Regions from separate parts of the Homo sapiens genome. Here region 1 is linked to region 2. Evidence: read pairs that join two places in POLR2A ChIA-PET (ENCODE). Cell type or tissue: Panc1. All regions are shown on one strand. Each heading gives the region's core, and the rest is flanking DNA. Links, peaks and the distances in the headings are about the cores only. Region 1 has its middle 10 kb from the start of LINC01447. Region 2 overlaps TNS3 (tensin 3).

Evidence for each region. ChIA-PET counts read pairs that join two places held together with the same protein. Peaks named below come from ENCODE experiments on the same cell type or tissue, not always from the same donor. Only the 100,000 strongest peaks of a DNase experiment are listed, where the experiment ranks them.
Region 1: POLR2A ChIA-PET joins it to region 2 with 11 read pairs; 5 of 35 experiments call an interaction of 5 or more read pairs at or near these places.

What each region holds. Positions count from the first base shown.
Region 1 is chr7:47,603,883-47,619,677 of GRCh38, forward strand. No RefSeq gene overlaps it. Among named protein-coding and RNA genes, the nearest start is that of LINC01447, 10 kb to the right of the region's middle. RefSeq lists a silencer at 6,986-7,227 and enhancers at 10,338-10,884, 10,885-11,429. In Panc1, for the core only: no CTCF peak of the experiment used is centred there; no DNase peak of the experiment used is centred there; H3K4me3 peaks cover 785 bases; H3K27ac peaks cover 8,000 bases.
Region 2 is chr7:47,488,168-47,503,962 of GRCh38, forward strand. The region is part of intron 3 of TNS3 (tensin 3); the gene reads right to left. Among named protein-coding and RNA genes, the nearest start is that of SNORD151, 31 kb to the left of the region's middle. RefSeq lists enhancers at 347-893, 5,422-6,013, 9,080-9,199, 9,500-9,579, 13,971-14,568 and 1 more. In Panc1, for the core only: no CTCF peak of the experiment used is centred there; no DNase peak of the experiment used is centred there; H3K27ac peaks cover 7,376 bases.

The DNA of each region.
Region 1 (15,795 bases), core at 3,719-11,718, 120 kb after region 2:
GCTCTTCACAATAAATCTTGCTGCTGTTCATTCTTTGGGTCCACACTACCTTTATGAGCTGTAACACTCACCATGAGGGTCTGTGGCTTCATTCCTGAAGTCAGTGAGACCACGAACCCACCAAGAGGAACAAACAACTCTGGACACGCCACCGTTAAGAGTTGTAACACTCACTGCGAAGGTCCGTGGCTTCACTTCTGAGGTCAGTGAGACCACGAACCCACCAGAAGGAAGAAACTCCGGACACATCTGAACATCTGAAGGAACAAACTTCGGACACATCTTTAAGAGCTGTAACACTCACTGCAAGGGTCTGCAGCTTCATTCTTGAAGTCATAGAGACCAAGAACCCACCAGAAAGAATAAATTCTGGACACATGGAGATCGTGCCATTGCACTCCAGCCTGGAGGCAGAGGGAGACTCTGTCTCGAAAAAAAAAAAAAGGAACCTTGCAAGAAGTAAACATGTTAATGGTGACAACCAGGATTGTCCCTTGGGGGTAGGATTACTGGCAATTGTTAAGGCACCTTAGACTTTTCCTTCATTTTCTAGTTTCCCACTGTGGGGTTACATTACTTTCATGATGTGAAAAACCCATGCTACTTGCCAATGACTTAAATTATATATTCGACTGGGCACAGTGGCTCACACCTCTAATCCCAACACTTTGGGAGGCTGTGGTGGGCAGATAGTTTGAGCCCAGGAGTTCAAGACCAACCTGGGCAATACAGTGAGACCCCATCTCTACAAAAAATGTAGAAACATCATCCACAAAATATGTAGAGACATCCTCATGCCGGTAGCCCAAGCTACTCAGGAAGCTGGGACAAGAGGTTCACTTGAGCCTGGGAGGCAGAGGTTACTGTGAGCCAAGATCGCACCACTGCTCTCCAGCCTGAGTGATAGAGCAAGACTCTGTCTCCAATAAATGAGTGAATGATATGTTCTTGCAGTATTGGACCTGTTGGCATCTAAATATCTCACCTCAAAGATTATAGAAGTGCTGTTCTGGATGTTGCTATCCCTGTGAAACCTTCTCCAACCCCCGCCCTCCCTCCTTGGCTTAATTGCGGATACTGTTTCCAAGTAAAGCAAATTTCATTTCTCCAAATTAAAGTGACATGAAGCAGGTTTTTCACCCTGGTCAGCCCTTGCCACATAGTTGGGATGCCAGAATTCTTTCAAATAGCATGGAAAGTCCCAAAGACCAAACTAGAGTTCAACCTCTAAGTAAATAACTTCTCTTGCCAACATTCCTTTCTGGGGTGAGCCTTCCAATTTTTTTCATGCAAGTCAGTCTGTAAACTCTGCACAGCCAGCCTGGTGAGGCCCTACAGTAAACAGCGCACCTCCACTCCATATACGTGATTAAGGAGCTGGGGTCCAGACCTCAAAGTGTCCTCAACATGCGTTCAGGAAGAGCCATTTGTTACCTATGGTAGACTGCTGAAGCTGATGGTGACTTACTTAGAAAGTAATGAAACAGGACAGGCGCAGTGGCTCACGCCTGTAATCCCAGCACTTTGGGAGGCCAAGGCAGGTGGATCTCCTGAGTTCAGGAGTTCGAGGCCAACCTGACCAACATGGTGAAACCCCGTCTTTACTAAAAATACAAAAATTAGCCAGGCATGGTGGCAGGCACCTGTAATCCCAGCTACTCGGGAGGGTGAGACATGAGAATAGCTTGAACCTGGGAGGCGAAGGTTGATTGCGCCATTGCACTCCAGCCTGGGCAACACAGCAAGACTCTGTCTCAAAAAAAATAAAAAATAAAAACAAAAGTAATGAAACAGGCCAGGTGCAGTGGCTCAGGCCTATAATCCCGGCAGTTTGGGAGACCGAGGCAGGTGGATCACGAGGTCAGGAGATTGAGACCATCCTGGCCAACATGACTTTTTTTTGAGACAAAGAAAGAGAGAGAGAGAGAGAGGGAGGCAGGGAGGGAGGGAGGGAGAAAGAAAGAAATGAAAGAAAAGAAAGAGAAAGAAAGAGAAAGTAATGAAATAGCAGAGGCAAAGTGATGTCTCCAGCAATGGGGTTCTCATTCCCTTTCCTACTGATGCCTGTACTACTCTGGTTAAAAAGAGTAAACTCACTCACAACCCTGGGCCCTCCATCCTGTGTGCTGCAATGGAGTGAAAGTTTGGAAATTCCAACTAAGAAATTAAACATTGAGCAAAGAGTCTGCTTTCTCCAGTATTGGGTATAAAGTCAAATGGCATTAGGGCTGAGGGCCTCGTATGGCATCTTTGCCTGGGTGGACTGGCTGGTGCAGTGAGTTCAGGGTACAGAAGGCACTGAGGAGCCAATGCAATCTGGGGTCTGGGGTCAGTAGGACAGGGCTTGTCAAAAGTACGAACATTAAGAGGGTTCTGTGGCAGGGGTGGGGTAAGGGAAGACTCCGAAGGCTGGAGCAGAAGCATTGGCAGCAGCGCCGTGACTGGGCCAGTCAGCTTTATTCTCTGCTGGCTGTTGGTACTCTGGCTGAATATGAACAAGCCTGGGACACTGGTGCTGACTGGTCACAGTTGCGATGGTCAGACAGTCAATACCTGCGGGTAAAGCCTGTCTCTGATTAAGATGGAGACTGCTAGGCTAGGATTCCTCCCCAGGCTCCTCTTGTCTGTCATCTGCTTATGAACTTTCTAAATTTGGCCCGGCACAGTGGCTCACGCCTGTAATCCCAGCACTTTGGGAGGCCAAGGCGGGTGGATCATGAAGTCAGGAGTTCGAGACCAGCCTGGCCAACATGGCGAAACCTCGTCTCTGCTAAAAATACAAAAATTAGCCAGCTGTGGTGGCAGGCGCCCGTAATCCCGGCTACTCCAGAGGCTGAGGCAGGAGAACTGCTTGAGCCTGGGAGGTGGAGGTTGCAGTGAGCAGAGATTGCGCCACTGCACTCCAGCCTTGGTGACAGACCAAACTCTATCTCAAAAACAAACAAACAAAAAAAATTTCTACATTTATAAATGGTGTTTTAAAAAGAAAAAGAAACCTGGAACATTGCTATGGGCTGAGTTGCGCCTCCTAAAATCCCAAGGTTGATGTCCCAACCACAGTGCCTTAGTGTGTGACTGAATGTGAGATAGGATCTTTAAAGAGGTAATTAAGGCCAGGCTTGGTGGCTCACGCCTGTAATCCCAGCATTTTGGGAGGCTGAGGCAGGCAGATCATGAGGTCAGGAGATTGAGACCAGCCTGACCAACATGGTGAAACCCCGTGTCTACTAAAATACAAAAAATTAGCCAGGCGTGGTGGGGTGTGCCTGTAGTCCCAGCTACTCCGGAGGCTGAGGCAGGGGAATTGCTTGAACCCGGGAGGTGGAGGTTGCAGTGAGCTGAGATTGCTCCACTGCACTCCAGCCTGGCGACAGAGTGAGACTCTGTCTCAAAAAATAAATAAATAAATAAAAATAAGGAGGTAATTAAAGTTTAATGAGGTCATTAGGGTGGGCCCTAATGTAATATGACTGGTGTCTTTAAAACAAGAGGACATTAGGACACAGATACACACAGAGGGACAACACCTGGGGAAGGTGGCATCTACAAGCCCAGGAGACAGGCCCCAGAAGAAACCAACTCGGCCCATACCTGGATCTCAGACTTTCAGCTTCCAAAACTGAGAATAAACTTATACTGTTCAAGCTTCCCTGTCTGCAGTATTTCCTTTTTTTTTTTTTTTTTTTGAGACAGAGTCTCACTGTGTCGCCCAGGCTGGAGTGCAGTAGTGCAGTCTTGACTCACTGCAACCTCCACCTCCCGGGTTCAAGCAATTCTCCTGTCTCAGCCTCCTGAGTGGCTGGGACTGTAGGTGCTCACCACCACACCTGGCTAATTTTTGTATTTTTAGTAGAGATAGGGTTTCACCATATGGGTCAGACTGGTCTCAAACTCCTGACCTCAGGTGATCCACCCACCTCGCCTCTCAAAGTGCTGGGATTACAAGCCTGAGCCGCCACATCCTGCCTGTAGTATTTTCTTACTGCAACTTAGCAAGCTACAATATGAAGCAAAAATACAGACATGAAGCATGAAGTATACATTTGCTTTAATTATCTATGTATGCTCTATGCCACATCTGCCATGTACTACTTTAAAGCCATGTACAGGCCTGTACAGGGACACTCAGCACAGTGTCACATATGTAGATCTAAGCACCTGAGTCATTTTCAAGGACACTTGCTTTTGGGGTCCCAGAGCCTAGGACAGTCATTTGAATCTGCTGTACACACGTTCTCAAAAACACCCACCCCAAGTGGTGTGTTTACTGATCATGCCATCTCAGAGTGAATGTCACCGCCAACCTAACCAGAGATACACAGCGAGTGCCCTCCAGGAAGGTCCTTAACCTTTCCAGCATCCTTAGATGATCTGTTCTTGCTCCATCAAACAAGTGAGCAGAGGAATGTGGCCCTCAGAACAATTGCATCCAGGGAGCGAAGACTGAATCTGGTCTCAGGCAGGGTAAAGATTTGTCTCCGCCTCACTCTCCCTGAGTGGTCAGAAAGCGGCCCTGTGATGGTGAGCAGTCTAAAGGTGGAGGTGCGTGCAAGTGCCCGGTGTGAGCAGGTCAGCCCCGCGCTGGTCAGCTCTTCACTGACTCCCTCCACTGCAGATCTGGAAGTGTGGGTGCTGTACTCAGACAGGAATGTCATCAAGCCGAAGAGCACCTTCTACTGGAGTTCAGGTAAGGTTTTTGCTCCAGACATTTTTCATCTGTAGAATGTTAATATCTAGACATTAAACATTCATATAATCATAAGAGTTTTCCAGGCCCCCTATATATGCAAATGGTAAATAACTTAATTATAGTCAGAAAATCGATAGGTGAAAGTAAAAAGTTCCATTTATAATGTTACTGAGATTAGTAACATTCAGAAATTGAAAATCTGCTTTTAGATTTTTTCCCAACAAATTTTATCTATGAAGTAAAATAGGTTCCTCGGCTCCCTTCTCTTGAAGGCAGAGTAAATGAATATTTATAAGTCACTTTTCACATCCTTACAGGGCACTTCACAACCCTTGTTTTATTAGGGACAAAGCACTCTGTAGTGAGAAATAATCAGTGTTGCGATGTTGGTCATCCTTATGTGCCTATTATCTTTTTTTTCTTTTTTTTTTTTTTGAGACAGAGTCTCACTCTGTAACACCCAGGCTGGAGTGCAGTGGCACGATCTTGGCTCTTGTCTGTCCACTGGTTAAAGCGATACTCCTGCCTCAGCCTCCCGAGTAGCTGAGATTACAGGCGCCCGCCACCATGCCTGGCTAACTTTTGTGTTTTTTGTTTCTTAGTAGAGACAGGGTTTCACCGTGTTGGCCAGGCTGGTCTCGAACTCCTGACCTCAAATGACCCACCTCTGCCTCCCAAAGTGCTGGGATTCCAGGCGTGAGCCACCGCACCAGGACCCCCTTATGTGCCCATTATCTACGAGGCTCAGTATAGGATTTATCTCACCAAAATCTGACCCTAACCCTACATGGTTCCCAGAGAAGTGATTGCTAATTATTATTAACACATGGAACAACTATAATAGTTATTATTATTTTGAACACAGTCTTGCTCTGTCACCCAGACTGGAGTGCAGTGGTGCAATCTTGGCTAACTGCAACCTCCATCTCCCGGATTCAAGTGATTCTCCTGCCTCAGCCTCCTCAGTAGCTGGGATTACAGGCACGCACCACCAAGCCTGGCTAATTTTTCTATTTTTAGTAGAGATGGGGTCTCACCATGTTGGCCAGGCTGGTCTCGAACTCCTGGCCTCAAATGATCCACCCACCTCAGCCTCCCAAAGTGTTAGGATTATAGGTATGAGCTGCGGTGCTCAGCCACATTGAACAATTATAGCATGGCAGGTGCTTATGTGAATCAGCTGCTCAAGTCTTCATAACCAACCCATGGAGAAGGAAGGGCCTCTCACTGTGACCCCACATTGTCAATGGAGAAACAAACGCCGAGACCAAGAACCTCACCGGGCGTGCTGGCTGGCGTCTATAGTCCCAACTACTCAGGAGGCTGAGGCAGGGGAATCGCTTGAACCCAGGAGGCGTAGGTTGCAGTTAGCTGAGATTGCGCCACTGCACTCCAGCCTGGCAACAAGGCAAGACTCTGTCTCAAAAAAAAAAAAGGCCCTGGAGTGGACAGTGGCAGAACTGGGGTATGATGCTGGAGATTGACGCTGAGCGACAAGTCACCACATCCCCCACCTACCTTCCCTCCACACATTTCCTAACTTGCCCCACGTCAAAGAGTTATCAGTAACTATACCACAGTTGTTTTGATGATTGCAAAGAGCAAGAATGGGAATAAATCCCTTCTTGATGTCTCAGCCCTCATGTGGATTTGGCGGAGGCCAAGAGCTGGCTTCATCAGCTTCTGTTTATGAGCAGAGCTTCCAAGGCCTGTCTGTGCAGAGAGAGCTTGAATACATCCCAGGAAAGACCACGAGTGAGGCGCTCATTCAGCAGAAGGGTTTTACAGAATGGCTTGGAATATGTGAAGGCCCACGGAGCTGGAGCGGAGGGAGCCAGGCATCAGTTGCCCTGTCTGAACCTTCAAGAAGGCTGAGGGCTCTGCCTTCCTTGTTCATCTAACTCTGCAAGTTTTGGGGACAGGGAAAAAGTGTTACTATTTCCACAGCTGATCCAGTTCTTACAAAGCCTCGAGCTTGGAAAGAAAGAGAGGGAGAAAACCTTCAGCCCTATCACTGATTTCAGAGTGCAGAGCAGGCTGCCAGGGGCTCTCCAGGCAAAGGCAGCGGCAGTGGCCTCCCTATTGCCCTGCTGGGAGCAGGCTCATCCCTCACCATCCCTCCTCTTCTCATTTCTACCCCCAGGAGCTCAGTTAGTTGCTGCTGGCTCGTTTCTATTTACACAACTGGAAAAGTAATGTGTGGTCTCTCCCAAACAGTTGGGCGATCTGTGTAATTATGCAACAGTAGAAAACAGCAGCTCTGTTTGGAAAGCAGGGTTATGATCTCCTAGCTGGGGATTGTTTATGGAGATGAATCTCATGGCAGGCTCAATTTCCTTAAGCAGCTCCTCTCCCTGCCAGGTCAGGTCCTTCCCTGGTCACAGACTGCACTGTCTTCTGGAGTCTTGGCTGTCCTGGACATAAGCCATTTCTAGTGAGTGGTATGTACCACCTTCCATTCTGCAGTTCTAAGGAGGAATCTGGAAGCATTCACAGCTAATCGTCTCTATGGGTGCCCCCACTACCGTGCCCCTCTGCCCCGGGAACACACAGCTATTGCCATTTGCCTCACACCAGCCCTCTTCCAGTTCCAAAACGTTCAAAGTGATTGCTCGGCAAGAGAAAGGTTGCCTATCCTGCACGAGGCGCTGTGTTTCTCCAGCTCTATAATATACTGGTGGTTTACAATGTCACCATCAGGAACAATTCCCGGCAGAGGGTAATCGGCCAAAAGGACAAGTCAAATCAACACAGGCAAACAGCCAAGCCCAGGTGGCAGGGTCGGTCTGCAGAGGAGGCTGAGCATTTATATGGAGGCCTGAAGGTTTGTCCTTGAAAAGGCAAATTGTCTAGATATCAGGTTAGCATCTGGTGGGTGTGTTGAAGAATTACAAGCTGGTAGTTAAAGGGCAATTGCTTTTCCTTGAGACAAAAATGGCCTAAGTGGTTAGATGGAAAGGGCAAGGGAGATATTGGAATGGTGAGCCCATGAAAGACACAGACTTGGGTCCTGGAGACGGGCCCCACTCCTGTGAGCCAGGGCACTGGCCTGGGGGATCCCAAACCGGCAAGTCAGCCGCCGACAGCACTGTCTGCTCCTCAGCCCATCCTCAGGGCTCCATAGAAGCCTCTCTGTCACCGTGTCTCAGAGACTTTTTTTTTTTTTTTTTTAAGATGGAGTCTCACTCTGTCGCCCAGGCTGGAGTGCAGGGGCATGATCTCGGCTCACTGCAACCTCCGCCTCTTGGGTTCAAGCAATTCTCCAGCCTCAGCCTCCTGAATAGCGGGGATTACAGGCCTGCGCCACCATGCCCGGCTAATTTTTGTATTTTTAGTAAAGATGGGGTTTCACCATGTTGGCCAGGCTGGTCTCAAACTCCTGACCTCGTGATCCGCCCGCCTCAGCCTCCCAAAGTGCTGGGATTACAGGCGTGAGCCACTGCACCTAGCAAGGATTGTTTTTAATAATAATGGAGCCCAGGCGAGGTGGCTCACACCTGTAACCCCAGCACTTTGGGAGGAAAAGGCGGGTGGATCACCAGGTCAGGAGATCAAGACCATCCTGGCCAACATGGCGAAACCCCATCTCTACTAAAAATACAAAAATTACCCAGGCGTAGTGGTGTGCGCCTGTAGTCCCAGCTACTCAGGAGGCTGAGGCAGGAGAATCGCTTGAACCCGGGAGGCAGATGGTGCAGTGAGCCGAGATTGTGCCACTGCACTCCAGCCTGGCAAAGAGCGAGACTCCATCTCAAAATAATAATAATAATAATAATAATAATAATAATAAGAAGAAGAAGAAGAAGAAGAAGAAGAAGAAGAAGAAGGAGAAGAATGGGAAATGGGGCAAATGCAGAAATTACAGCAACTGCTCATATTCCTAGCACACAGAGATTAAAGAACAGGGAATATCTAGGTTTACTTCCTGTGACATTGGGTTTAATGTATATTTGATGCTTGAATCTTGCTCCTTCTTCTTTTTTTTTTTTTTTTGATACGGAGTCTCTCTCTGTTGCCCAGGCTGGAGTGCAGTGGCGCGATCTTGGCTCACTGCAAGCTCCGCCTCCTGGGTTCACGCCATTCTCCTGCCTCAACCTCCCGAGTAGCTGGGACTACAGGCGCCCACCACCATGCCCAGCTAATTTTTTTGTATTTTTAGAAGAGACAGGGTTTCACTGTGTTAGCCAGGATGGTCTCGATCTCCTGACCTCGTGACCTGCCCGCTTCAGCCTCCGAAAGTGCTGGGATTACAGGCATGAGCCACTGCGCCCGGCCACATTGCAGATTTTTTATTTCTAATTATTGTGGATAATACTGTGGTGAATAACTTGCTATCAAATGCATTTCTCACACACTCCCATTTTTTGGATTATATTTTAATATACTTTTTTTCTCACATGGAAGAGTACTAGGACAAACATTATGAAAACTCTGGAAAAACACTTTAAAGAGGTGGATTTTTTTTTTTTTTTCCTTAGGACAGCAGAGGTCGGACCTTTCCTCTTCCCCGCACCAACACCAGCTCCATGTGCATTTATTGTTGGATTTTAACACCCGTGTCCTCCCTCCCTCTCCCCAGTGTTCTTTCACAGCTTTGCCCACTGGCAAAGATGGATATCTTGTTGTATAAAATGGAAAAAAGCAGAAATTGTGAAGATTAGACCTACCTTCCTTCCTTCCTTCCTTCCTTCTTTTCCTTCCTCCCTTTCTCCCTCTCCCTCCTTCCCTCTTTCTTTCTTTTTGCAAAGATTAGGATTCTCTCTGGGTTTTCTAGAAAGCAAGTATCACTGAGCAATGGGCTCACACTAGTTACGCATAGAAGCCAATATTATAGCATCAGCTTTTGTGAAAAGAAAAAGCTTTATTGCAAGGTTGACTGGCAAGGAGACAGGAGGCAGTGCTGAAATCTGTCTCCCCAGGCTGGGATCTGGGGGCAGGTTTTATAGGCAGAGAACAACTATGAGGGAGATAGGAAACTGCAACAGGCGTGACTGGACTGGGTCATGCAAAGAGGTGGTGCTAGGTTCTTGGCTTTTAAGTTTGTACTGCAACAAAACAGGGCATCCTCGCTTCTTAACTTGGACCTCGTTCCTCGATGGACTGCATGTGGTTCTGCACGTGATTGTCTTTTTCATTCTGGTTGGCTCTGGCATCACCAATCAGGCATGCTTGGTTTATCTGGGCATGCTCAAGTTATGTGACTTACAACCCTCGTGTCCACTGCAAATGAAAAACAGCTCATCTTTTCGTTTCATTTTGTTACTGACAAAATGGAACCAGGCTGAACTGTTTCTGCAGTGAAGGATACATGCCCCACTCAGTCCCCGGCAGTGCTAGGCAAGGCGATAGAGGCAGCAGAGGGAGTGAGTACTGGCACTAACCTTCCACAGAAGGACAGAATTTTTTTTTTTTTTTTTGAGATGGAGTCTCACTGTGTCTGTCGCCAGGCTGGAGTACAGTGGCAAAATCTCGGCTCACTGCATCCTCTGCCTCCTGGGTTCAAGCAATTCTCCTGCCTCAGCCTCCCAAGTAGCTGGGATTACAGGTGCACACTACCACTCCCAGCTAATTTTTGTATTTTTAGTAGAGATGGGGTTTCACCATGTTGGCAGGATGGTCTTGATCTCTTGACCTCATGATCCACCTGCCTCGGCCTCCCAAAGTGCTGGGATTACAGGCATGAGCCACCGCACCTGGCCAGGACAGAATTTTAACTGGTAGCTTTTCCGAAGATCTGGCTCAGTAAAGACTAGTAGGAGTAACTGCTCCTAGTAGTGACTAGTTGGGGAAAATCTTGGTGGATATCTGCTTGTGTGCAACCCCTAACACAAAAATGTACCTGAGCCTGGTGTTAGCTGTTGCAGATGCTTGGGACAGCGGGAAAACAGAGCAATTTGGAGCCATCTGTAAAATGTCCATCTTCAGGAGTACACACAGTTGCACCAAAGAGCTGGGCCCCGAGCTTGTGGAACTGAAGGGCCTAGGAAAGAGCCCTGGCCTTTTCAGCAGACAAAGCAGAGGACAGAGGATATGCTGAGTAATCGAATGGCTGGCCCCAAGCAGCAGCAGTGCTTTCCAGGCAGGTGGGCTGGCCGTTGTGGGCAGGACAGAGCCCTCACACCTGGATGGCTCGTGCAGCAGGATGCCTGTTGTTCCTGGCACAGGCAGGTGTAGAACCTCTCCTTCCACAATGCCATGCTGTATGCCACCGCTCAGCATAAAACCAGCTTTCTCCTGTGCTGCCAAACCCCTGCCAGTCCTCCTCTGGCCAAGATCTCTGCCTTTGAGAAGCTCCGGGCCCTCAGTGGAGCTGAAGGCCCTCTTTGTGCTGCCCCAGACTTGGCCCGTGGCTCTATGACTGCACTCAAGGACCCTAGATGTCCATGCTGACCCCACCAGCCCAACCTCACCCCTAGGCCATGGGCAACCAGAAAGGCTGGCCCATTATCTCTATTCCCATCTTGCCAACACTGGTCTGATTATCAAACGAGGGAACACAGGAGAAAGGACACTTCGGCTGACCAGTGCAGTGCCCGTGCAGTAGAAAGGCATACTTCCTGATAGCACCAGCCTGGCCAGAGAGAAATCGAGTCTCCCCACTTCCTATTCGGGAACTCATGAATTCACCCTCTTACCTTAAATGACTTATAAGTGACTGAAATCAATTTAATGTTTAAAATAATTTCAATAGGCCAGGCACAGTGGCTCATGCCTGTAATCCCAGCACTTTGGGAGGCCGAGGTGGGTGGATCATGAGGTCAGGAGATCGAGACCATCCTGGCTAACATGGTGAAACCTCGTCTCTACTAAAAATACAAAAAATTGGCCGGGCCTGATGGCGGGCGGCTGTAGTCCCAGCTACTCGGGAGGCTGAGGTAGGAGAATGGCATGTACCCGGGAGGCAGAGCTTGCAGTGAGCTGAGATCGCGCCACTGCATTCTAGCCTGGGCAACAGAGTAAGACTCTGTCTAAAAATATATATATATATATAAAATAAAATAAAATAAAATAAACATAGCTTCACTTAATATCTGAATGTGTTATGCTATCTTAAAGGGTAAGCCTAGTAACAACAAGCAGTCAAGACACTGGTGACAACAAACTCTGTGGGAGCCCAGCTCCTGCCACTCTCTGCTTAGGGAAGAGTTCATGCTCACTCTAACTCTGTTTCCTTGTCTGTGAGCTTAGGACTGTTCTAGTTAACTATTGTTGAACAACAAAACCAACCCAAAACTTCATGGCTGTAAACAATAATCGTTTATTACTTTTTATTTATTCTTTTTTTTGAATTAGGGTCTCCCTTTGTCACCCAGGCTGGAGTGCAGTGGTGTGATCTCGCCTTCTGCAATCTCAAACTCCTGGGCTCAAGTGATCTTTTCACCTCAGCCTTCCTAGTAGCTGGGACTAAAGCACATGGTATCATGCCTGACTAATTTTTAAAAAATTGTTTGTGGAGATGGGGTCTCATGTTGCCCGGGATGGTCTAGAACTCCTGGGCTAAGGTGATCCACCTGCCTCAGCCTCCCAAAGTGCTGGGATTACAGGCATGAGCCACTGTGCCCGGCTCACTTATTACTATTATGTCTCCTAGTCCTAGGGGCTAATGGGCTCAGGTCAGCAGCGCTGACTCAGGTCTCTGGTCCCCATGGGTGTGCTCAGACTGGGGCTGGAGCTGGGTTGTGTTGAAGGCTCTTCCCTCCCTGTGTGGTACCTGTGTTGCAGGACTCAAACAGCTGGGGATCTTTAGCCCTCTCTCTCTCCCTTCTCTCCATGTGGCCCCTCCAGCATGGTGGCTTCAGGGTGACTGGGCTTGAGGGTAGCACGACAGGCCCAGAGTTCTACAGGCACAACCCTGAGAGGGACTAAGCTGAGTGGAAGCCATATTCTAGGCCTTGGAAGGAGCGTGCCTGAGCCAGATAGTACCAGCCTCCAGGAACTGATCATTAAATGTTCAAAAATGTTGGGGTGCCTGTTAATCACAGGCACCATTAAGATTTAACAAAAACTTACAGTTACATTGTATTAAAATCAAAGGCAATATATTCTTTGTCACTTCCAAATGATTTTTTACCATATATTACTGTTATTTATGCTTTTGGAGTTATTTACATCGATCTTATCTATAGAGTGGAAATACCATTAATGGTGTGTTAATGCACATGTCTTTCCAGCTTCATGTTCAGTGACATCATCTTAGTAGCCTGAAACCCACCATGGGCATATTTACACCCCAGCAAGTGGCAGTTGTACAAATCAAAGCCTTAATATTTTTTTCCAGTTGTAAAATTTTGTTTAAAGAAATCTTGGCCCAGCGCAGTGGCTCACGCCTGTAATTCCAGCATCATGGGAGGCTGAGGAGGGTGGATCACGAGGTCAGGAGATGGAGACCATCCTGGTTAACATGGTGAAACCCCATCTCTACTAAAAATGAAGATAATTAGCCAGGCGTGGTGGCAAGTGCCTGTAGTCCCAGCTACTCGGGAGGCTGAGGCAGGAGAATCGCTAGAACCCTTGAGGCAGAGGTTGCAGTGAGCCGAGATCGCACCACTGCACTCCAGCCTGGATGGCAGAACGAGACTCCATCTCAAAAAAAAAAAAAGAAAAAAGAATATTTAGCCAAATTAACTTTAAAAGAGTTTAATTGAGCAAAGAATGATTCGCAAATCAGGCAGCCTCCAGAGTCAGAGACTCCAGTGTAGCTACATGGTAGAAGATTTATGGACATATAAAGGAAAGTGACATACAGAAAACAGAAGTGAGGCACAGAAACAGCTGGATTGGTGACAGCTCGGTGTTTGCCTTATTTGAACATGGTTTGCATAGTTGACAACCTTTTTTTTAGAAATGGAGTCTCACTCCATCACCCAGGCTGGAGTGCAATGGAGCAATCTTGGCTCACTGCAACCTCTGCCTCTCAGCTTCAAGCAATTCTCCTGCCTCGGCCTCCCCAGTAGCTAGGATTACAGGCGCCCGCCACCCACCCAGCTAATTTTTTGTGTTTTCAGTAGAGACGGGGTTTTGCCATGTTGGTCAGGCTGGTCTTGAACTCCTGACCTCAAGTGATGCACCCGCCTCGGCCTCCCAAAGTGCTGGGATTACAGGTGTGAGCCACTGCGCCTGGCCAATAGGCAACCTTCAATTGGCCAAAACTCAGTGACAGCACAAGAGTAGGCTACAGTCTGTATATAACTCCATTTAGGCTCCAGTTCACATAATGTACAGATAAACCTTTAGGCCAAACTTAAAATATGTAAGTAGCAGCTTTAGGCTAAACTTGATGGAACAATATCTACTGGTGCCTGTTGGCCATTTCCTACTAGTCAGAGTGGTCATGACTGCTTTCTAGATGCAAGGGAGGTCCTCTGTGGGAGGACAGCGCTGTGTGAGAGCACGTGAATGGGATACATACATCACGGCAGCCCTCTTTGGGGAGTCACAACCTGCCACGGGGATAGTGGAAGAATTGATGTAATTTATGGAAAGTGTTTTACCTAGTATGGAGGATATGAATTCTTCAATAAATGGCAGCTAGTTATTATTACATATCTGCTGGGCCTAATATTTGTCCCCTCCCCAGTTCATATGCTGAAACCTAATTGTAAAGTCATAGTAAAAGGAAGCAGGGCCTTTGGAAGGTATAAGGTTAGAAGGGCTCTGTTCGACCGGGCGCGGTGGCTCATGCCTGTAATCCCAGCACTTTGGGAGTCCGAGGCGGGCAGATCACGACGTCAGGAGATTGAGACCATCCTGGGTAACACAGTGAAACCCCGTCTCTACTAAAAATACAAATAAATTGGCTGGGCGTGGTGGCAGGCACCTGTAGTCCCAGCTACTGGAGAGGCTGAGGTAGGAGAATGGCATGAACCCGGGAGGCGGAGCTTGCGGTGAGCTGAGATCGCGCCACTGCACTCCAGCCTGGGCGACAGAGCGAGACTCCGTCTCAAAAAAAAAAAAAAAGAAAAGAAAAAGAAGGGCTCTGTTCCTGTGCTCTCGTGAATGGGATTAGTGCCCTTAAAAAAGAGGCTCCAGAGAGCCACCTGCCCGTTCTGTCATCCAAGGTCACAACAAGGCGGCTCCATCTTTGAAGCAGAGAATGGGCCCTCATCAGATGCTGAATCTGCTGGTGGCTTGATCTTGGACTTTCCAGCCTCCAGAATTATAAGAAATAACATTTCTGTTGTTCATAAATTACCCAGTCTAACGTATTTTGTTACAGCAGCCTGAACAAACTAAAAAATGCCTATGTATCTTTACTTGTATGGCAGGAAAACTCTGGGATATGGGGTTCCATGAGCCTGTTGGCACCACAAAATGGTACTTGCTATTGAGATGGAAGTGGGGAAGGGAAGGGCGTGGTCCCTTTAAATGATACGGAAGGTAAGTGCTGGGTAGAGGAGGGCATGGTTCCTGGCTAAGGCTCTACTCCCAGGCCTGCGCCTATGGACCTAGGTGAGGACAGGCATTTTTTGTTTTCCTGCCCAAATGTTGCATTTCCCAAGACCACCCTGGCCTGCCATGCCCCCATCCTGTGCCTGTAAAAATCCGGAGACCCTAGCAGGCAGACACACAAGCAGCTGGACGTCAAGAGGAACACATAGGCAGCTGGACTTCCAGAGGAACTCACTGACGGGCACTGCCATACTGGCAGGCCACCGATCAGCAGAACAACAGGGAGTTTGGCTGGGGTGGTCAGAGGAGAGCCCAGGCTGCCGTGTGACCCGGCTCCAGGGGAAAACCAATCCACCTTCTGGCTCTCCCATCCGCTGAAAGCTACTTTCACTCAAGAAAACCTTGCATTCATTCTCCAAGCCCACATGTGACACGATTCTTCCAGTACACCAAGGCAAGAACCCAAGATACAGAAAGCTCTCTGTCCTTGCAATAAGGCAAGGGTCTAATTGAGCTAACACAAGTCGCCTATGGATGGCTAAACTACAAGAGCTCTCTGTGACATATGCCCACTGAGGCTTCAGCTGTAAACATTCACCCCTAAGCGCTGCTGTGGGGTTGGAGCCCCACAGCCTGCCCATCTGTATGCTCCCATAGAGGTCTGAGCAGTGGGGCACTGAAGAAGCAAGCCACTCCTCCATCACATGCCCTGCGAG
Region 2 (15,795 bases), core at 2,653-10,652:
TTAAGATTGAAAAAGGATGCATTGTTCATGTGTTTATATTACCATTATTATCATTTATTACAAGGGCAGGGTAAGGAGAATAATCACAGAAGGAAAGTCCCCTCATTCCCAGTGCTGACACTGACCCAAGTGTTTATCTGCTTAAATAAGCAACAGTCTTAGCTCGGGTAAGGGGCGGCTGTTGTAACAACATACCACAGAATGGGCAGCTGACACCACAGCCGTTTATCCTCCCATAGTCCTGGAGGCTAGGAGGCTGAGATGAAGATGTGGGCAGGGTGGTTCCTCCTGAGGCCTCTCTCCCGGGCCTGCAGATGGCCACCTTCTCCCCGTGTCCTCACGTGGCCATTCCTTGTGTGTGTCTGTGTCCCAGTCTTTCTAAGGACACCAGTCATACTGGATTAGGCCCATCCTAATGACCCTATTTCAACCTAATTACCTCTTTAAAGACCTTATCTCCAAATCCTGCCATACTCTGGGGTCCTGGGGATTTGGACTTCAACATTTGAATTTGGGGAAACAAAATGCAACCCCCCAGCACTAACAATCAAAGGTCTGACAGGACGGGTGGAGACGTCAGGTCGACACAGAACGTTCTGGGCACACCAACAAGAGCTGGGTCCCCCAGGTGAGGCCGGGGGCTCCTGACATGCCGAAGGTGGCCTTACTCATCATTCAAGGCTGCTTTTCCAATGGTGCCTGGGGACAGGGGGCTAGGTAGAGGGTTGAAGAGAGGCCCAGGGTCAGATTTTCAACACAAGCCTGCAAACAACAGCAGATCTATACAAAGAATGGCAGTACAAAATGAGGACATTCGAGACTTTATTAACTTTCTCTGCTTCCTTCAAGAGCTCACCCTAACTTTGCTTCTGTGTCTCCTTTGTCAGGCTTGACCCTGGAATCCCTAATTAGGTTCACATTCCTCAGGAAGCTCTGTTATCCCACTAAGCGTCAAAGCCCAATTTAGCCTGCTCTAATCCCCATGAGAAAACACCCGCCCGGCAGACGCAATTAAACCTTCTCAGCCTGCGGGCTGAGAACCGGGACAGGAGCGGAAGAGAAAGAGAAGGAAAATTCCCAGAATCAGGTCATTATATTTTTCCTTACAGTTAACAAGCAGCTAGTGAAGATCATGTCTGTGGCACAGTAAAATGAAAAAAGAAAGGCTCAAGCTTTCCCAGTCCTTGGTCTTGGCTTGGTCTCGGCTCTTCTCACCTCTAGGGGCCTCAGTTTCCCCTTTCAATCCAACTCTATGGAATCTAATAATTTTTAGACAAAAGAGTAGTGCCCCTATCCCAGATGGGCTTAGCTGAACCTACTGGAACCTTCTTTTTCATTCTTTACTTAGGCTGTGTAGCTGTTTAACATTGGCTACCTTTACCCAGTTGAGGCCCATGGCCCACAAGGCAGGGCCAGGCCTTCGCTGGCCTCAGGCAAACAAGTTACCACTGGTAGGGAATATAATAGATTTAAAGCAAAAGCATAGTATCCTGTATCCATTATGTCACCATTATTTGTCTCAGATCAGAAATCAAATGTGAACCTATTGTTGGAACAATGTCCAGGGGATTCTCGAAGTGGCTGAAAAGCACTTTCAGGATCACTTGCATGCTGTATACACAAGTCCCAGCAAAGGGCACAGCACAGGATCGCTCGGGGGCCCAAACGCCTTCCTGCAGTGAGTCTGTCTTACAAGACCAGGGCTGAGCAGGGAGGCCAAGCATCTCATGGTGCAGCCGAGGCCCGCAGAGGCAGAATCAGGGTCTACAGACCCCTGAAGGCCAACACTTACCACAGTCCTACGCCTTATCTTTTCAAAAAGAGAAAGAGGACATCTGGTGATTGATAAAATGCTAATGGCTTGCAAAAAAAGCAAGAAGAAAAACTCATAAATCATAAATCCAACCTAATTGCAGAAAGATTAAAAGGTAGTATTGAGTTGATGAACCGTCTTTTTATTAGAGCATTATAATGCCAAGGACCAAGATTTAACTGCATCCACATTACTGGATCCATTTCCACAAGGAAAATCCAGGTCCCAACTCATGCATTCCTCACCAGCTACATCTGATCAGCCTATAATTCTCACCGGCCACCTATAATTAATAATAAAGTAATAAAGTACTGACACTGACATTTGTGAGTAATTTACATTTTAATTCATCAGAAGAGACTGATGATTACCTCTACAATAACATCCCTGCATGCTATTGCCTGAATAAGTTTAGTAGGTTGTGTTTTCAAAGACGGTGGCATCACACAGGGTCTTCTGTAAAGGAACTCTGCCATTCCCCCATCAAGAGGTAGAGTCTGTCCCTGTTCCTCTTGAGTCTGGGCTCGTCCTGGGTTTGCCCTGTGGCCTGCTGTGAGTGGTGGAATATGGCAGAACTCCGAAGCCTGGCCTTAGACAGCTGCAGTTGCCGCCTTCGCCTGGAGCATCCCATTCTTGGGCCCAGCCCCCATAATGAAGGGAAGCCTGAACAGCCGCATGGAGACACCTACAAGGGGGCACCGAGGTGCCCAGTGCCAATCGTTGGAAATGGGCATGAGGGCGTTTGTGACCTTCTGGCCACCCAGTCCCCCTGTCAGCACCACATGAAGCAAGCACTGCCCAGCCAGCTCACGAATCCATCACAGCTTGTTGGTTTCAGCCACTGAGTGTACAGGGGATTTGTTAGGCAACAACAGAGAACAGAAATAGTGTGCCCAGCAATGCGCACAGCCCCAGCATGCCCAGACGAGTGTGTTGGGCACCAGAATGCCATCCTTCAGTGCTCTGTGTCGGGAAGTAGAGGAAAGGGGCTCAAAATCAGCACTTGAAAAAGCCAACAGCAGCAATGAGGCCATGAGCTGTCACAGATGAGGAGATTTCAGCCGCCGATGGTGGGGGCAAGAGGCCGACAGAGCGCGGCTGTGGCTTCAGCACGAGGCGGGCAGACATGACCCAGGACACTAGCCAGTGGGCAGAGAGGCAGAGGGGCAGCCTCTCGTCCATCTACGCTGCGATTCACCAAAAAATGCATCAGGCTGAACATGCACGGTATGTGGTGTTCTTGAATGTAAGCTTCGGTTTTAAACAAATATGTATTTTAAACCATATATATACTGTTTCAAGCCCCAGAGTGACTGGACAGAACCGAAAAAGCTCTGTCTTTGCATCCAGAGACTGAAATTAGGGCAAGCCCTCTGCTTCTCCCAGCTGGCTCTGATGAATTTACGGAGACTGTCCTCTGTGAACTCAATTTTCCTCCTCATCTGTGACATAGGGATAATACGACCTCGCGGGGTGGATGTGAACCTCAAGCTCATAGGAAAGTCTTGACAGTGGGACTATATCAAATATACACTGTCAGATTGGAGTGAGGGTGAAAGGGGACCCCACGGCCTTTCAAAGACAGCAGCATAGTTACCGAAGGCCATCTCAGTCGGCCATACAGACTTTGCCTCTCTCCTGAAACACGAACTCCATATTTTTCAGACTAGGCATTTCCTGGACAATTTTCTGATGATGAGGCTGCAGCAATGAGACTGATTCATGATAATACTTAACCAGGGGCAAAACAGACATGTCCCTCGCCCCGTCCTGTTCACCTGAAGGAAGGCAGGGAGGAACCACTGCCCAAGACCATAGGCCTGAGTGGGACGGTGAAACCCGAGAGTCATGTCCTACAGAGATGGCCCCGGGTGTATGTTGATGTGTGCATGGCCCCATCAATCACAGCCAGTTCCTGAGAGCGATCCTACAGGCTCCTGGAAGGACGGGTCCAGATGCCATGCCTGACACCATGAACATTCTAAAACACTCAACTGGTAGTCTAAGCAAATGAAGGAACGCTTTTTGATTTTGCTTTGATTTATTCATGTTTAACATACAAGTTAAAATACCTGACTCTGAAGAAGCTGTAGGGGCCTACTGAGTGGGGACCTTAACTATTGGCACCAGAAATGGCTCCCTTTCCAACTGTGTGCCAGTGACTCCTAATCCCACTCACGAATGACAGGGAGTCATCATCTCATGTCCACCCTACACTGGCTTTCTGTCATGGCTCTGGCCACCCCACAGTGGGGGCAGCCCCTCACCACAGCTCTCTGTTTGGCCAGCAGCAGGAAGGCTGGGTTTGGAGCCCATGTGCCTGGTGCGCAGGCCTTCATGGAGGACACAGCCGCATATCGGCAGGCTGCCCTGCCTGCCGCACGGTAGACTCCAGGGCCTGGCACTGTCAGCTCCCCACACCTGATCTCTTCTTATCCTCTTTCCTCACCTGCAGCCAACATAGTCCAGGCTCAACTCCCTTGCCTAACCCTACCTCCCACCTGTGAGCCTCAGCCCAGGCTGCTCCCTCTGCCTGGAAAACCACCTGCCCACCTCCTACTGGGCAGGTGCCTGTGCCTCAAGGCCCAGTGGCAAGGCCCCTTCTTCAGGAGACACACAAATAAGATGTGCTTTTATTTCTGCTTCAAGAGAAGAGCACAGAAATGTTATGACCCTCTGCTCCTGTGATTTTGTAATATCCTCTTCTTATTTTAAAGGAAAAGGTCCAAGGAGGCAGTAACACTAAAACAAAGCACAGTTTTCCGAGGCTTTTAAAATGAGGGGTGGGCCCCACATCCACCAGGGAGCAGGCAAGCAGGTGTTTGTATTTTCAACCACGCCAGCCTCATGCTGAGAAAGGCGGGGTTCCGGACATGGAGCTCTGGAGCAGGAGGAGCTCCCACTGCCTGTGAGAGCCAAGGCCCGTTCATCAGGACGGCACTGAGCTCACAGGGAGCAGAGCCTCGGGCGATGACATCAGCTAATGCCACCCCCAGCTCCTGCTTCTTGGGGGTCTGTGGCATCTGAGGTTTCCATATGAAATCAATAGCAGGCTCTTCATATCAAGCCCTGGCTTCCACTGACCTGTTGCTAATGACAAGGCAGAGGAAGTGGTCACCCCTAGGGAGGGGATGCCCAGATCTCGAATAAAACCACCCTCCAGAGTGAAGCGCAGAGCTCTGACAGTCAATGTTCAGTGGTCATCCGTAAAGAAAAGGAATAGCACAAATAAGTGAGCTGGTCACTTCGCCAGACTTTGGGTCAGTTGTCTCAACCTCTCATTCATTCATTCATTGCAGAATGGCATATCAAATATCACACTTCGGGGCACTCGGAGATGAGAAAGAATTAGCAGTTGCCTTCGAAATTCAGTTTAAAATGGAAGAAAAGGTATAAACATACAACAGTTATTCAGGGAAGAAAATGGTAAATTCCACAAAGGTAGGCACCAGAGAAATTTTCCCTGAAATACATTTTGGCAAGAGTGTTTAACAATCACATGATGAACAGTTTGGGTTTTACCAACTGTCCTTTGCTCTAAAGAAGGCTGACAAGAGGCCGGGCGCGGTGGCTCACACCTGTAATCCCAGCACTTTGGGAGGCCAAGGCGGGTGGATCACGAGGTCAGGAGATCGAGACCATCCTGGCTAACACGCTGAAACCCTGTCTCTACTAAAAATACAAAAAAAAAAAAAAAAATAGCCGGGCATGGTGGCGGGCGCCTGTAGTCCCAGCTACTTGGGAGGCTGAGGCAGGAGAATGGCATGAACCCAGGAGGCGGAGCTTGCAATGAGCCGAGATCGCGCCACTGCACTCCAGCCTGGGCAACAGAGCGAGACTCCGTCTCAAAAAAAAAAAAAAGCTGACAAGAAAAGAAAACATGAGAAACCCTAAGAGCTCACAACTTATCAAATCTTTTAAAATTAAGCATTGAGCTGCAAATGGCCAACTGGCCAACTCTAATGTCCACATAAGCATATTTCATGAAACCCAAACTAGTTCCTGCTGGTCTGAAGCTAAACTGCCACCCCTGTTCACAAAATCTTGATAATGGCATTCCATTTAACTCTAATGTCCACATAAACATATTCCATGAAACCTAAACTGGTTCCTGCAGGTCTAAAGCTAAACTTCCACCCCTGTTCACAAAATCCTGCCAGTGGCATTCCTCTCTGCCCAGTGTCTCAAATTCAAAACCTAAGGATTACTCACAAGCCGTGCCTCTGACCCACCGGGTGGGTATGCCAATCCTAACAGGTCTACCTTTAAAATGCCCACAAGTCTACTTCCTACTGACCCCACCCATTGTTCAAGGTTGGGCCACTCCAGCTCTTGCTGGGCAGTGCTAAGCTTTCTAACCAACCTCCTGAGGTTCAATCGACTCCCCTCCAAATGCTTTTTAGAAGTAAAGAAACCTCTGAAAAAGCGAAAGGTTTTAGATAAAGATTCTGAAAGCAGAATTTCTCACATCACAGTATTGCAACCATTCAGCCATTCTATCCACTCCACCTCCCCTGAAAGACACAGTTGTGAGTTTGTTATTCTAAAGACCTTCTGAACAGGGGGCAGTTTCCAGTGATAAGGGAGGGTTAACAGCTCAGATCCTTGCACACCGCTTTATTAAGAACAGAAAGGAAGCCTGCGGGCTTCGGAAAGTTCCAGGGTAATTTGGAGTTGAGGGTGCACAGACACACACACAGTGCGCAGAAAGGCAGGAGTTGAAATGCCTAGAAACACACAAAAATGAACTCCGCCAGCTGCTCCCGGGAGGCGGAGAGAGGGCGCCCCGCGAGCTATTTCTGTGCTTGACAGAAAATGGGAGTAGGCACTTCCTGAATCCCTGCCTAAAATTAACTGCTTTACAAAAGGGGGGAAGGGGAAACCCATGGTGAAACAAGTTTTATTTTACAATTCAAAATCTGGAGGTGGGGATTTGAATGCTTCGTTATGGGTTTTGGCCCCGCTGATAAAAATGTGGCTGAAAAAAAGAAGAAATGGGGGCTTCACTAGGAAACCTACCCTTCAGAAGTAGCCCCACAAAAATAAAGCCAGCGGTTTGATTAGAAACGTTCTTCTCCCCGGCGCCTGTAGTCCCAGCTACTCGGGAGGCTGAGGCAGGAGAATAGCGTGAACCCGGGAGGCGGAGCTTGCAGTGAGCCGAGATTGCGCCACTGCACCCCAGCCTGGGCGACAGAGCCAGACTCCGTCTCAAAAAAAAAAAAAAAAAAAAAGAAACGTTCTTCTCCCCATGGAACGTGAAGCCATGTCTCAATGAGAGGCATGAAGGCGCATGCACAGCAACACTGGTGCAGTCGCCAGAGAGCACAGGCTTCAGTGCCGCACATCAACTAAGTGCCTGTCCTGTGGTCTAGGGGGCTGAGACTCATGGACACACACGCTGACAACATGAGAGGGCAGCGTCTGGGGCAGGGGCTGCACGAGACAGAGTGGGGTATCTGGAAGTATGGTGGGCACAGGGCCACGACCCCCGCCCTGAGGACGAGGCCTGCAGAGGTCTCTCCTAGCCTGACAGGGATGGTTATGTCCCAACAGGGGCGGGCTTCCAACACCTCTCCCAGCCTGAACTCAGGCTCTGGAAGACCTGAGTCTGAACGGGCCATAGAGAGGTCTCAGGAACAAGATCCCACTGGGAACCTACACTCAGAGCCAGAATGCAGTCTCCCAGCCAGAGCCAGGGCCCAGGACTGCCAGAAAGTCCCGGAGATAAGCTTCTGCAGAGATGACATTGCTAGATGCCAGGGTGGGTGGCATCCATGTGGAAGAATGACTGTAGTAGAAATTTTAAAAAGATGCACTGCATATGGTGTCTAAACATTGAAAGAGAACAGGCCGTTCTGCAGCTCCCCAACTGCAGCACACCTTCCTCCTCCATCTCGGCAGAGGGAAGGGGTAAGGACAGACCACTCAGGAGAGCAGTGGACGAAACCACACACATTATGACAAGTGGATTTCTAACCTGGACAGAGCCAGAGGCAGGGTCAGAGAGGAAGAGCTGTGATCCAGAAGGAGCACACGGTGCCACAGGGCTGGGGAGAGGCCCCGATGCCACCCAGCCCAGAAGCCCAGAGGTGAAGAGGCCCTGGATTGAGGAGAGGAGAGGACCCCAGTGAGCCTGGAGGAGGGGTGACAGGATAATGGGAGGAAGCATACATTATAGACTCTGAGCAGTTCAAAAACTGAATGGTGGTCTGAAAAAAGGGGTAGTAAGATAAGCACGTCAAAAAAGGACATCACTGAACAGGATGTGAGCTCACACAGGGGAATACAGAGTTTGGGGTCTTCTAGAAAGGGGCCAAGGGCTCCTGCAGATGGCAGCCAGAGTCAGCAGAAAGAGCACCTGGGGCCACATGTGTGGAAGGAGGGACGTTTCCCCTGTGACCAGAGCTGATGGGCAGGAGGTGCTGGAGCCAAATGGCATTTTCAGGAGTGTTTCAAGCTGATTAATGTCAGGCTGGTAGCTTGGAAGCAGGCGGGGGGAGGTGAGGTATTTTCACCAGGGGAATCAGCAGAGGCTGCCAATCAGCCCGCTGCACCCCCAGCAGGGTATAAACCCTCATCTGCACACCACCGGCCAGAACGTGTTTCAAGAGAAGCGGGAGTAAAAGCGATGGTGGCCAACGCAAACAGAGTCTGAGTGGGAGAGTCCACGCACACGCAGTACAGAACGCCAGGCACAGGTGAGAGAGGCGGAGGGCTGGGGATGCATCTGTACCTGCTCGTCAGGGGCTTGTGGGAAATCACATCAGAAGTCCAAGACCAAGCAGGCAGGGACACCTGCAGCACCCAGCTCTGCCCTAGGCCCAGATACCCTGGCTGCAGCGATGTGGGCCAGGACTACGGAAGTCCTCTGTGGGGTGAGCCAAGGCAGGGTGAGCCTGTGCAAATGCAGGAGGCTGGGGGGAGTAGAAAGAAGGGCAGCCAGTCAGGGGAAAGGTCACAGAGCTGGCCAGAACCAAGGCAGCATCGAGCAAGAGGCACTTGGATTCCAGTGTCAGAAAATATTAAGCCCACGGCTCTGCCATTAGCCATATGGAACCACTTTCAGGTGGGCCTCAGGCTAAGTCTGAGGCACTAATTAAGCCCACTAAATGGAATTTGTTTGCTTAAAAGAGCAGACCCCATTCTCAGAAGAAAATTTAGAAAATATATATACTTTCTTGTCATTTAACAGTTAATAAATAAAATGCATAGTGATTTATGCTAGCGGTAGGCAACATTTCATGAAATAAATCTACTAGCGTCAGTACCACAACTGCAGAAAGAGTAGTTTCCAGCAACTGACACTGTAGACATCTACAGTGATTCCTAATACAATGATGCAGATTAAGGTATTAAAAGGGGAAAAGAGCACTCCTGCAGAAGCCACCAGGCCCTGTGCTTGGGGAGCTGTTGAATTCAGTTCTCCGCAGTCCTCTTAGTAGGGGTTAATTCCTGTTTTATAGAGGAAGAAACTGAAGCCCAAGGTCACATGGGTAAGACAAAGCAGAGTCAGGATCCAGACCCAGGTCTGTTATTCATTCTTCTCTTTTATGAGTCCTCAAAGTTTCAGAAGCTGCTTCTGAGAGCTACACATGCAAATTTCCATTTTGTACTTCTGTTCTCCCAAAGAGGCCAGGCAAGAGAAAATAAGTATTCGCCTAGTACAGAGTTTCACGTATGGAACACACACACACACACACACACACACACACACACAGAGCAGGAAATGTTCACCGCGTGCTCTTTTCTTTTGTTTTTGTTTACACTGGAGCGACGTGTGCCCATGGATGCCTGGCCTTGCTGCTCTGTCCCCTGCCCCTCGAGCTATATGGGGCTCCCTCCAGGACCGGGCTCCCCACCCTGGTCTATCTGACCCAGTCAGGGCAGTCACTCAAACATTCATTACTGTCACCATGAAAGTGGCATCTGTTTTGAATTCAGGGGCCTCATCTTCTCTGGGTGTCCCACTCTGTCATCAGAGCCTGGCTGCATGAGGTCAGCTGGCCCCTTCTCTCCTCCGTGACACCCCTGGTAAACAGACACCCAACAACATCCCGCAGGGTGGAGGTGGGGAGTGAACCTTAACCAACAGCACGCTTGTCCAAATTATTTCTCAAGTAATGGAGGTTCTGCAGGGAGAGCTTCTTTCTCAGGTTAGAACTGGTCAAAAGACACAGAGGTGGGGTTCAGAAGAAGATTTCCAGGGCACCTCGAAAGCCCTAGTTTAATCAATAAAACACACTTGCAGGCACGGGGTGCCCTTGCCAACAGCCTCCTACCCTCCCATGTAACCACAGTGCCATGGAAAGTTACCCTCATTTCACAGATGCCGAGAGTCAAGGCAGACAGGCCTGGCCTGAGCCACGTGCAGGATGCAGGGACCCACATTCTCCCTCCGGCTGCACCTTCTAGCCTCCTGCCCAGGACACAGATACAGATGCTGGCTGCAGAGCTGCTAATTAGGTTACTGGCCACGTAGTTAAAATGATGTGGCAAATAGGTGCAGATTCATTCCAGGTATGTGTTGTTTCATCTGTTACAACACAATGTGGAATGAAAACTGATGATTCAGAGAAAACACAGGATACATTTTAAAATTATATTATTTATTTAAAACAAATATCTTGTTTCAAAAGATCATAATTCTCTTTTGGCCTCTTTTTGGGGCAGGGCTAGGACTTCCTACACAAATATAGCTTACACTTATGCCGCACTAAAAAACAAACCTGCCATCACAGGGCGAGAACTTCACTCATAACCAGACAGCCAACATGGTCCCGTCAGCCCGGCCAAAGGTCACCACCAGTTTCAAAGACCTGTTTCCTCTGGTGTAAAGTGGCGAACTCAGTGACTTCCCAGCCTGTGGAATGCCAGCAGGGTCACCATAAAGCCCCGCAGATGCCGAGACGGTGCAAGGAGCAGAGCCCCACAGGGCAAGGCCCCGAGCTGCTGGCAGCTGGTGTCGCCCAGCTGACGCACTTCCTCAGTTGACAGTGGCTTGGTCCTGCTGGCCACCTTCGAGTCCAAGAAAGGCCTAGAAGTCCACAATGAATGCCTCTGATTGAGGCTCAGATTACTAGGGATTTAGAAACCTTAATTCTTTTGTACAAAGTATAATTGTGCTGACATGAAAAGCCAAATGTGGCTTGCTGACTTTGAGAGTGAGCCTAGAGCCCACATGGTGGCCTTGGCTGATGGGATTCACACAGTGGGGCCACTTCCCAGACTCTGGGAGTCAGGAGTAATAGTTCCCAGTAGAAAAAGAGACACAGGTATAAACATGCCTCTAGTAAGGTGTTAATGTGTAAAGTGACTTTCTAATTAAAATGAGTCAAAAATGATTGGTGAGGACAGCCTACCAGAAAAGGGATCTTACAGGAAAAGGAATAAAAGTGTCCTCAAAAAGAGCAGAATTTAAGGATGCTTCATGGTTCTTCTGACAGTAGTGACAACTAGCAAAAAAGAAAGACATGGAAGCCACCAATCAGTACCCACCTTGAGTAGGTGAATGGAGGGTAAACTGTGGCACATCCAGATGACAGAGTGTTATTCAGCTGAAAAGAAATGAGCTATCAAGCCAAGAAATGACAGGGAAGAAATTTAAATGCATATTATCAAGTGAAGGAAGCCCATCTGAAAAGGCTACACATGTATGATTCCAACCCTATGGCATTCTGGAAAAGGCAACACTATGAAGACAGTGAAAAGGTCAGCGGCTGCCGGGGTGCAGGAGAGAGAAGCGCGGCACAGAGGATTTCTAGGGCAGCGAAACTACTCCATACGGTACTGTCATGGTGGATGTCACTTATCATGCACCTGTCCAAACCCATGGAATGTACAACACCCAGAGTGAGCCCTAACGTAGACTGTGGACTCATCAATACTGGCTCATCAATTCTAACAAATGTGCTGTTCTGGTGCGGCGATGCTGACGGCAGGAGAGTGTGTGTCTCTGTGCGTGAATATGCATGCGTGTGTACATGTAAGCACGTGTGTGTGAGCCCTCGGTTCTTTCCCCTCGATTTTGCGGCAAATCTGAAACTGCTCTAAAAATAACATCTTCTAATTTTAAAAACCATTTTAAAAGCTGTCAAACATTAAAACACACACACACACGCACACACACACACACTTGGCAAACATAGGTGGAGACCTGCAATCATCTGGCAGAATCAGACTCTCATTTCGTCCTGTGGGGCTGCAGACAGAAGCTCCCTGTGGACAGCACGCTGCATCTGGGTCCAGCTCTGTGCACGGCCGAGAGCTACCCTCAGGAAATGTCTGCTGAACTGGCTGGCTTAAAAATTAACTGCCTCCGCCCTTAGAGCAAGAAGTGGGGAGGGAGGAGAAGGGATGCCCGTGTAAACATTTACTGAGACGGCAGAGAGAGGCAGAGCCCGTGCTGGCCGCGTGAGCTGGGGCAGGACCATCGCAGGCTTTAGCAAGAGATGCAACTGCTCGGTCCCAGCCCTGTCACCTGTAAGAGGGAGCAGAACAAGCCTCCTCAGACAGAAGTGTGACGAGTAAATGACAGAGCATATCTAAAGCACTCGGCAGGGTCCTGCAGATCCCTCAACAGCGCTGACTGAGTGGCATTCCTTCTGCACAGGCTGGACATGGAGAGATGTATCTCATGACATCCCTAAAAATCCTATGCTCAAATGAAGAAGCTGAGTTCAGAGGGAGTAACCATCTTCCTGAAGCTATTGTAAAGGGTACAAATAGGGGCAGGAAAGAGATGAACTCACAAACAACAAAAGAGCTTTTACACGCAGGGCCAGGGATTTTCCTTTTGGTTATGAAAAACGTATTGGTCCTGGCTGGGCTCAATGGCTCACACTAGAATCCCAGCACTCTGGGAGGCCAAGGTGGGTGGATCACTTGAGGTTAGGAGTTTGAGACCAGCCTGGCCAATATGGTGAAACCCCGTCTCTACTAAAAATAAAAATTAAAAAAAAATAGCCAGGCGTGTTGGCACACGCCTATAACCCCAGCTACTTGGGAGGCTGAGGCAGAAGAATCCCTTGAACCCAAGAGGTGGACGTTGCTGTGAAAGATCGCACCACTGCATTCCAGCCCGGGTGACGGAGGGAAGAAAGACAAACAGAAAGAGAGAAAGAGAGAAAGGGAGAAAGGGAGAAGAGGAGAAAGGGAGGAAGAGAGGAAGGGAGGAAGGAAAGAAAGGGAGGAAGAGAGGAAGGAAGGAAGGGAGGGAGGGAGGGAGGGAGGGAGGGAGGGAGAAAGGAAGAGAGAAAGAAAGAATTTATTAGGCCTTGTTACTAGCAAATTCAGATCATTCATTCCTAGTGAAGACCATATGAAGAAAGGCCACTACTTACACCTTTTGGGGAGGTCAAAGCTGACACCCCAACCTTAAAAGCTGTGGCAATGAGCTTCACCAGATTCCATCCTCCACCAACAGCCCAGGGAGCACCAACCCTGCTGAAGGTGGGGACGAGAGTCTGCAGCCTCCGTGGCCTGTGTGCTGGCAGGAAAGACAGGCCCCTGCCCTGAGCAGAGCGGAGCTGGCTGGTGGGATGCTGGAGAGTGGAGGCTCTGGGGCCCTAGACAGGGTAAGGTCTGGACATGGAAGATGAGACAGGCTCAAAGAATGCAGTAACCGAGAGCTCAGGGTCAGCAAAGCAGCAGCTCCCACAGCCTCCCTCCTTGTGCACGGGTGAGAAGGTCCAAAACAGAAACGCACAGCTGCGACAGCCGAGGCCCCTGCAGGGTTGCAAAGAGCTATGGGAATTGGGGAGAGATACTGCCCCTGCTCACTGTCTCGTGGGAGGACTGGGAGTCTCGGACAAGATGCCACGGATGTATGAGCAGAGCCTTCATGGGGAAGAAGAGGCCTGAGCCATGCGGGAGTCAGAGAATTCTCAGGCATCATTTCATGAGAGAGAAATAGAGATGCAGCCCAAGAGGAGTGAGCCCCAAGCCAAGCGGGAGAGACGCTCAACTCGTGTTTTAGAGAAGTTGGCCCTGGAGCTGGAGTTCACAAGAGGCATAGTAGGTTCTGTAGGCATACGAGCAAGGTGGGCTAAAGTCACCCACACAAACCTCAGCTCCATTTCTGATACATGAAGATGGCAAAGCACCAAAAAGAACACATGGAACAGCAAAAATCAGAACTTTGAAATGCAACGCCCATGAATTCTGGGCCCAGAAGCTAGGTGACAATAGGTAAGTTGTTTCACCTCCCTGGGGTCTCGAGGTTTTTCATCAGACAATGGGGAGAGGGGGCTGGAGAGGTCAATCCCTGGGACCCAGCAGGCCCGTATCCCACTGCACGGCAGCTGCGGCTCTTAGCATGCAGAGAAAAGGAGTGATCTGAAGATGAAAGTTAACTGCCAGACAGAAGTTAATGGTTGAAACTTATCAGTTAGGCCACTGAGCGTCTGTTGACGCCCAGGATGAATGTCTAGGGACAGTTTCTGAAGAAGCCATAAACTCTAGGTCCCGTGTTTTCCATGGCAGAGGACCAAGTCTTTGCCCTGGGCCTGTCTGGTGGAAGTGAAAAAGCTCCTGCATCAGCCGCAGCCAGGACATGGGGATCCCTGATGGGAGAGCCCAGCAAAGGCCCCCAGGGCAGCAGGCGATGAGGGCAGCAGGGGGTTCCGCTGACTTCCCCAGGACCTCCTGTAGTCTCAGCTTAAAAAGAGCAGCAAGCCTATCACAAAGTTCTCTCTCCCTCAAGCAGCCAGCTGGAGAGCGGGGAAAGGCTCCTGGCTTGGCAAGTGCCCAGACGTAGCACCGGGACAGTGGAAGAAGATGCTGAGGCCACCTGCAGGAGCCAAGAGGCTGGACAGAGCCTGGGACCTCTCTCCTCTTGCTGCACTCTCCTTCTACAGACTCAGCAAGGAGGCAACACCAGCACTCCTGTATTTTATATCCAAGAAGGGTGCAAACCGAGGCACATGCAGAGAGAGAAACAGCAAGCTGGACCTTCGCAGCCAGGCTGCAAAGGCTGAGGATGAGCCAGGGGGTCTGAGAGCATTGGAGCCCAGGTGGTAGGAGGTTCTGTGTTTTTCCTGGATTAAAGGGGGAGCTGCGCATCGGGACCCTGTGCAGGGCATCTCCCCAACATTACTCCTGCGCATGTTCCCCTCACTAACTCCTGCGTATGGTCCCTACGTGGGGTCTTAAGTTTACAAAAAAATTATCTGCAGGTCCATTTCACCTCTGATGATTCAAGATGATACTCAATACCCTACACAAAGTGCAACTCTAAGGAGCAAATGTGTCTGCAAGTGGGCAGAGGCGGAAGAGGCATCTCACCATGATGCCAGGCTGCAGGTTTCAAGGATAGGATTCCCATGCCTCCATCTGCTTGCCTAAGCTCCCCTTCATTTCCTTCAGGGGGGCACCACCTGCCACCCTTTCCTCCCCCTTCTCCCCTCCCCAACATCTGCTTTCCTACAACTGCTTCATTTCTCCTACTTCTTTTTTCACTCTTGCCAGTAAGTCAAGTGACAGCCAGGAAAAAAGCAAGTCATGATGCCCACACAGCTCATGTGGCTCACATGAATAAGCACTGCATTCCAGGAAGCAAAACAGTTGAAATCCCAAACTTTCAAGTGATTGTACATACATTATGTGACTTCCCTGAAACTTAAGTATTAACATAACCAACAGCTAAGAGAAAGTTATTTTTCTGTTTATTACAGAAACCTATTATTCACTTTTTTTATGCAGGAAGAAAGTGAGGCTCAGGGCCTATCTAAGTCCATGTGGGCTGCTATAACAAAATATTGGGAGGCTTATAAACAACAGAAATATACTTCCCAAGGTTCTAGGGTTGGGAAGTACAAGATCAAGGCACCAGCAGATTCAGTGTCTGGTGTGGGCCCTTTTCAGGGTTCATAGAGGGTGCCTTCTTGCCATGTATGCTCATGGCAGAAGAGGTAAGGGATCTCTCTGGGGTCCCTTTTATAAAGGCACTAATCTCATTTATAGACACTCCACCCTCGCGACCTAAT